Regions from separate parts of the Homo sapiens genome. Here region 2 is linked to region 1. Evidence: chromatin contacts called from ENCODE Hi-C data. All regions are on one chromosome and are shown on one strand. The core of a region is the stretch at or near the end of the contact, and the rest is flanking DNA. Distances in the headings are between cores, read along the strand shown.

The links. Hi-C counts contacts between places; a loop is a spot of excess contacts on that map. Pooled maps may share reads with other maps.
Region 2: a loop to region 1 is called in a pooled map, with 4 times the contacts of the local background. The contact joins the enhancer-like site here to the promoter of TTC14 in region 1. A Hi-C loop is called at or near these places in 6 of 50 pooled maps.

Annotation. Positions count from the first base shown.
Region 1 is chr3:180,600,273-180,603,795 of GRCh38, reverse strand. It overlaps TTC14 (tetratricopeptide repeat domain 14), which reads right to left and starts at 1,633. Exons shown (of 12, transcript NM_133462.4): 1 at 1,374-1,633; 2 at 781-905; 3 at 473-672. The coding sequence starts at 1,534. It overlaps TTC14-DT (TTC14 divergent transcript), which reads left to right and starts at 1,683. Exons shown (of 3, transcript NR_183700.1): 1 at 1,683-1,893. RefSeq lists an enhancer at 1,553-1,842.
Region 2 is chr3:181,697,974-181,701,496 of GRCh38, reverse strand. SOX2-OT (SOX2 overlapping transcript) reads right to left here. Exons shown (of 7, transcript NR_075092.1): 6 at 1,614-1,899. Among named protein-coding and RNA genes, the nearest start is that of SOX2, 12 kb to the left of the region's middle. Within about 2 kb of position 1,981, at least 2 of the 41 ENCODE cell types and tissues checked have a DNase peak (open chromatin) inside an H3K27ac peak, as active enhancers do.

The sequences.
Region 1 (3,523 bases), core at 384-2,883:
ACATTAGTTTAAATTCAGGACTATCCATCTTGGGCAAAGTATCTTAATATAATGTACAAACCACTTACATTTAATTATTGTAAATATATAAATGAAACTTCTCTCCAAATTATCCACATGAAAATATACAATGCCAAATATTAACTAATTAAGAATACATATGTTCAACTACAAGAAATAAGTCTGAATATCAATCAACCTCACCACGTCCACTGATACCTCTTTGAGCATTTAGAAAAGAACACTGTGCCTGCCAACCAGTTTAAATTTAAAAAATCCCAAAAACCAGAAATGGAGGGAGAAACTGGGTAACTTACACTAATTTTTTTAAACTATTTTTCTCCAATTAACATTTAATTTCCAAAAGCATCTTGGCAGGTATACTTGAGCACAACTGCATGCAAAGATATAGTTCTTGCATTGAGATGCGTTAACAAAAACAGAAGCAATCCAAGTAACAAAAATAACTTACTGTGATTTCTAAGTGGGCTATATCTCTCATGATACCACTTCCTAAACAGATCAACACCATGAAAAAACCGAATTCCCGAATAGAACTAATTCTTCCAATCACTATATCACCACGCTCAATATCTCGGAAAAACAGCTCTCTCCGATCCATACTAGGTATCTCCATGAATTGCTCTAAAGGTGGCATGATTGCATAATGATCTAAAAAAAAAAAATTAACAAAATCACTAACGATAGTTTTGAGTTCCGTTTCACCTGAAGTACTGTTAAACCGAACCGCAATCTTAAAGATTTTAAGGCTAAACTGACCTTCACTGTCTTCATTAATTTCAGAAGTTGCAGGTGCATCTGATTTCCAGGAAAGTGCAAAAAGCAGATCCGCTTTTTTGGAGATGAATTTCTGTATCTCGATGTTGTCAACTCTCTTCTCTTTTCTTAAAAAGAAAAAAATATATATGAAAATTGGGTTATCTGCAAAGCCTCTTTACTTCTAACCTTCTGCTTATGGCTTTCATCGCCCATTCCGCTCCATCCTAAGCTGCAGACAATACAACCTCAGACAAAAAGTTTTAACTAGGCATTCCCTCATTAACCAACCTGGAGGTGGAGAGCGGGGAAACTTAAAAAGTGACGCCTCCAACTCAGATAGGAAAGCTCAAGGGATTTTTAGCTAAGGAATCTGCGCCTCTACCAAGCAGTGCCAGAGAAAAAGTTCAGCCCGCATCCCGCATTGCACAACCCAGGAGCGCCCCCCGTCCACCCAGCCCAAGACACCAGCGCGCGATCGTCCTGTGCTCACGGCCGCGGCTCCACTTCCTCTAGACGCAAACCCGGGGCTGCGGTAGTGGCTGCCAGAGCTGCGTCCCCTCTTCCGTGGCGCAGTGGCACCAACGTCTCATTACCTGCCCTGCAACGGGTGCTGGGGCGGCGGGCCCCGGGCTGGCTCGGCGGCCGACCCCAGGAGGCTACGGAAGTGTGGATTGTCCTGCTGTTCGCTCCGAAGTAGAGAGAGCAAAGACGACCCGTGGCAATTTAGCGACTGCCGCAAAAGGTCCCGGTCCATGGCTAGAGAATGCAGGGCCCGGAGGCCGACGGGCTGATAGTTCCCTGTTCCGTGTCCGCTACTTGAGCCGGGTGGTACAGGAAGCGGAAGAAACTGTCTGGAGGCTGCCGGAAGTACACAGACAGCACAACCAGTTACACCCGGAAGTGTTCTGGGGTCGCCCCCACGGCGGCGCGGCGGAGCTCAGCCTCGATCTCGCGAAACCGAGCGAGACTACGGAAGGCCGAAGGATTGGGCTCAGCATTGCTTGGGCTAAAGGCTGACTAGGGCTTCCAGGAAGTGATGTATGTGAGAAGTTTGCTTTTTAAAGTGTACGTGGGATCGTTATTACGTCGAAATAGCTCGAGCTGTAACCTAGGGTAAATAATAATTCCTTTTCGTATTCATCAAGGTGCTTCTAAGTGCCAGTGCCAGGGTAAGAACCCTATACGAGTCTCCAAGCTTCTTCCCTCGACGTACTCTCTGCGTAAATCAATACCTGTGTCTCTGGCGTAACCCCATTCAACCGGCTGCTCCGGGAAGGTTTCCAGGTGGTTTTAAGGGCAGAAGAAAGGAAGGACACGGACATTTGTTAAGCACCTGGAGTGGTGTTCTCCATCCATACCCCATTTACTGTTAGTGATTGTGAATTCTAAAACCAGGATGGCTTTAATGTCTCCACACGTGCATATGCCATTCAAGTTTTACAATAACTAATGAACACATGCATTTCTTATTTAGTTTATCTCAATGGTTGCTCAAAATTTAGTGTCTGTGGGACTTACTGTATAGTGGTATGTACGCAAAAGTCAATATACTGTTCTTATGGACAATTCAAGTGATTTTCAAAGGGAATTTCAACTTAGGTCCCCCATCCCCTTACTTACTGACTTGAGAACCTAACCACTATGGTAGCTATTGTACTTTTTCATTTTAGAAAACGAGGAAACATGCTCAGAGAGTCCCAGTAAATTGCTCAATGGCACACAGCTAGTAAGAGGCTAGAGTTAGGATTCCAAACGAAGTATTAATTGGTCTTCTCAGGCAGAGTTGCTGGATTGAGTATTTTATCATATGGAAGGTCTAACTAACCCTAATTTTGAGATCATGTAGCTTCGTTTTATTCCAGTATAAAATTTGTACCATTTAAATATGTTCAGTGTAAATAGTTCAGTATAGTCCTCTTGAACAGAAATAAACGGTGACAGTTAGTCTCTCCACTTCCCACCATGTGTCTTTGAGGAAATCAACTTGCCTTTCACTGTGTTACCACTTTTGTATAGGAGATCTAGCCCAGAACATAATCGATACTGCCACACTGTTTTGTGGAAAACCCAGGCAAATAGGTAAACAGTTTGAGACTTGAGAAAATGCAACAAACAAGAATGCAACTGTAAAAGATAAATTTGGGTTAGGCACGGTGGCTCACACCTGTAATCCCAGTACTTTGGGAGGCCGAGGGTGGATCACTTGAGGTCAGGAGTTCAGAGACCAGCTTGGCCACCATGGCCTAACCCCGTCTCTACTAAAAATACAAAAATTAGCCGAGCGTGGTGGCTCATGCCTGTAGTCCCAGCTACTCGGGAGGCTGAGGCACGAGAATCTCTTGAACTCCGGAGGCGGGGGTTGTAATGAACTGAGATCGCGCCACGGCAGTCCAGCTTGGGCGCCGGAGGGAGACTCCGTCTCAATAAATAAATAAATAAATAAATTTCAAGCTTCTATAGGCATATCAACTTTAATAAATGGTACAGACTGACTTGTTTTAAGCCATAACTCTAGAGAATGGTTGTTTTTAGGAAAGAGTGCTGTCACTGAAAAGGAAAGCTGACCACTAAAAATTATTATAGACATCTTGATAAGTATGTGATTTGTGTTAGAGTCAATCTGTGATCAAGGACCTCATTTTTTGGAGGGACTAAGAAACCGGTGTCTGAGAACCAGACACCAAATAGTGTTACTTAGCCTGGGAATGTCACCTTCTGAGGCCATTCTTCAGTAGCACATGGT
Region 2 (3,523 bases), core at 732-3,231, 1.1 Mb before region 1:
CCCACCCACCCCCCCCCAACCCAACTTAAAAAAAAAAAACCCTTCACCTGTATTTAAATAGCGTGTCTTTAATTACAGCAGTTGGGGATGCATGAGGCTGAAATGAAATTAGCAGTCATTACCAGTCCTTTAACTCTGTGGTGCTTTTGATCAGCACTAAATTAGCTTTCCAGTCCTAACAAAGACTCTACAGCAAGCAGTGGGCTGTAAATAAGACAGCGCGACCTGCCCTCAACACCTTTTCTCTTGTCAATCATAGCTCTATCATTCAGCCCAAGATTAACCTTTATCTATCAAATTAAAAAAAAAGAAAAGAAAAAAGAAGGAAAGAAAGAAGAAAAAGAAAAAAGAAAAAGAAGGCGGGAAGGAAAGCCCCCTGACCACCACATGTCGCAATAACAGAGGTTCCCAAGAGCCCCCTTAAAAGTGTATTATAATGAGCCCATGTCAGAATCTGCAATTTCCAAATCATCCCTTCCTACTCCACCCCCTACACCTCTCGAGTATGTTAGAAGAGTCAGAATGCTGTTCAGGTAGGAAACGAATCCTACACCCTCTCCCCCGCCCGCAATGGCTAATTGGGCGTGGACCACCCTCCATAAGTCAATTTGCCATTAGCCTGTCCTCTTCTATTAGTCTAACAAGATTTAGGGAGAGGAGGGGATGTTTGAGGAGGAAACACTGGTGAGTTTAAGACATATATATATAAGTTCCTAGGCTGAAAACAATCAATTTACTCCACTAATAGTCTCTAGTTTCTAAGTCTGCGGAGGAAAAAAACCAACAGCAATAACAAAAACCCAGCTGCTTTTCCCAGTACTGCATTACGAAAGTAAAACATTGGTTCAAGTTGCCATTAGAGGGCGCCAAAGAGCAAGCCCCATCACCCCTCGCTCGACTTCCCGCAGAAACCCTCCCACCTTCCAGCTTCGCCATGCTCTGTAATTCCTTCTCTCAGGTAATATTTCCTGCTTATTCTGCCCCCATGCATTTCTATCTTCCTCTATGTCAATCTCTTATAAAAAACGAGGTATCGCCATGTCCCCTTCCTCTTGTTTTGCAACTTCCCCCTACCCGTAACCACCACCAAAATAGTTAAGACGCCGATTGAAGTAGTAGCAACCCCTTAATGATATGTACCTTTTGAATCAAATCACTCTTTCCATTTAGTAACATTGGTCTGGAAGAGGTTCTTTATGGGGGTGAAATGCTAGAGTTTAACATTTTTAAGATGGAAGCCTGAATTTTTCATTAGTGGGTTTCTTTCTGGGGGCTCACAGATCTATTTCTTCAGTTTCATAGTAAAAGAAACACACCCTTGTAAGACAACTGATTAAGTTCAGTACCAAAACCGTCCAAAATAGGATGAAATAATGTCATTTCATTTCTGCATTTGTTAAATCTAAATTAGAATTTAATTCCAAAAGTTAACGCTTTCAGACTTAAATCTACCAGTGTTAAATGACTGCCACACAGGGTGTATTTCCAGATCTCTTAAAGGTCAAAAGAAAAAAAAAAAAAAGAAAGAAAAACAGAATGAGTGGGGAAGAAAGTGAGGTGGGGGGAGGAGTGAGCTAGCAGTGAATGTCAAAGTTGGGTTGCAAGCTACTTACATGTCCATGCCAGATCAGGGTGTTGTCTTGTAGCAGTTTGATTGGCAGGTAAAAAAGCGAAAGAACGTGAGGGCTCCCTGAGCCTCTTGTCAGCCCAAGCTTGATCACTTCTCACCGGACAGAACCAGTTGAAGGAGCTTGCAGTTCCCCTCTCGTCCTTCATCCAAGGCACCGTGAATCCATTTCGGCTTTTCTTCCCCCCAGTCTTTCCATCAGCCTCCTGCCTTCACCCACATCGCCTTACACCAGCCTCCAAGACCTAGCCTAGCTTTGCCACTGCAATCCCCTGCAACAAGAAAAATCGTTTATGGCTTAAAACCCCAAATGGCTGATTTTTTAAAAGAGAGAGAGAGAGAGAGAGGGAGAGGGAGAGAGAGAAGAGAGAGAGGGTGAGGGGGAGAGAGAGGGGGAGCGAGAAGAATGCACCCAGAGAACAACAAAAAAGTCAGTTATCCTAACACTGCTCTATCCCCCCACCGTACAGAAGAAGAATAAAAAAAAAAGCTTTATGTTTTTTCAGTGGGTATTCAAAGATAATTTGATGCCATTGTTTCTGCTACAGATGGTTCTTTTAAATACAATAACACGGCTCTTTGTGCAGGCTACCCACAATAAAAATCGAAAGCGTTCCCCTGAATAACCATTTTGTTCTCTCTTGTATGGGGCCAACAAAAGATGCCGTGAGGTAATGGGTTCTGTTTATTGAAGCCATAGAATAGGGGTTTGATAAAGATTTTTTTAAAGCAGAAGACCTTGCAAGGTCGGGCTGATCTCTTCATATTTTTTTATTACAATATTTGTCCAATAGATTATTCCTTGGTGCAGCTGCAGGTTTCCTCCTCAATTCTTAATCAGCCCAAACATCTGTCTCTTTGAGGAGGCTTTTAAAAATCTACAATTGTATCATTGGTGCAGTAACCTTATCAAACCCTGAGTTTTTAGGCTCAGTACAGGCAAAGGCAATGAAGTTTCAATTCTATTTGGTCCTGGTGGGGTGAGGCAGAGGGTTGGGGGAGAGGAGATAAGCAACCCCAGATAGAGTGACTGAAAAAAAAATGAGGCTTTACTCTCCCCCACTCTCTGGTTGGCCGTGCACAACTGTATGAGCCAGACACACAGATCACTGAGGGCTTCTTTCATCCCAAGGTGTTTCTCCCCATCTCTGCAAGACCCCGCCAGTATGCGCATGCTAGACAGGGGCTAGGCATGTTTTCTTAACATACTTGCCCTTTCCTCCAGTAAGGTCTCCAATCCTGGAAAACCTAGGATGGGAGCCCAGTGGGAGGAGTGGAACAAGCTAAAGGTTAGTCTTTAGCACCCAGAAAGTCCTACTCTTGGCTCTTTTTGATTCATCATTAGCTAGCTTTGACTCACTAATTGCAGCCATGTGAGGGACTGGTGGCCACAGCCTTCCTATTACAGCACCCTATCCCCTCAGGCTTGCTCTTACAGCCACCTGGCTTCCTCCCTCTCAGTTCCACAGAGAGCCTCCGCTTCCTCTCACAAGGGAAGCCCTGCCACCTAGACCCCCCTGAGGTCTGTATCAACTCTGAGAGAGCCTGAACACTTGGCAGTGAGGGCGCTGTGGGGGACAGTGTTAGTTACTGACTAGGTTTGTCTACCTTTCTATAGGAATTAATGCCAGGGCTCTCTGGGCCTCCAATAGCCCAGAGTGACAGTAATCCACTTTCATGACTCCTGCTCTGTGTTGTCACTTGTGGCAAGAAAATAATGTGGAAAAATGGCTTTAATCTTAAAAACATGTTTTCACTGGATTCTCTACCTCTGTCCTCCACCCAGTTCATTTCTCCCTTTCTTCTCATAAACCATTTTAAAGATAAACACACTCAAATGAATCCCTCGACTAACTGATCTCAACTTCCACTTTCCCTTTTGGAAACAATTATGTT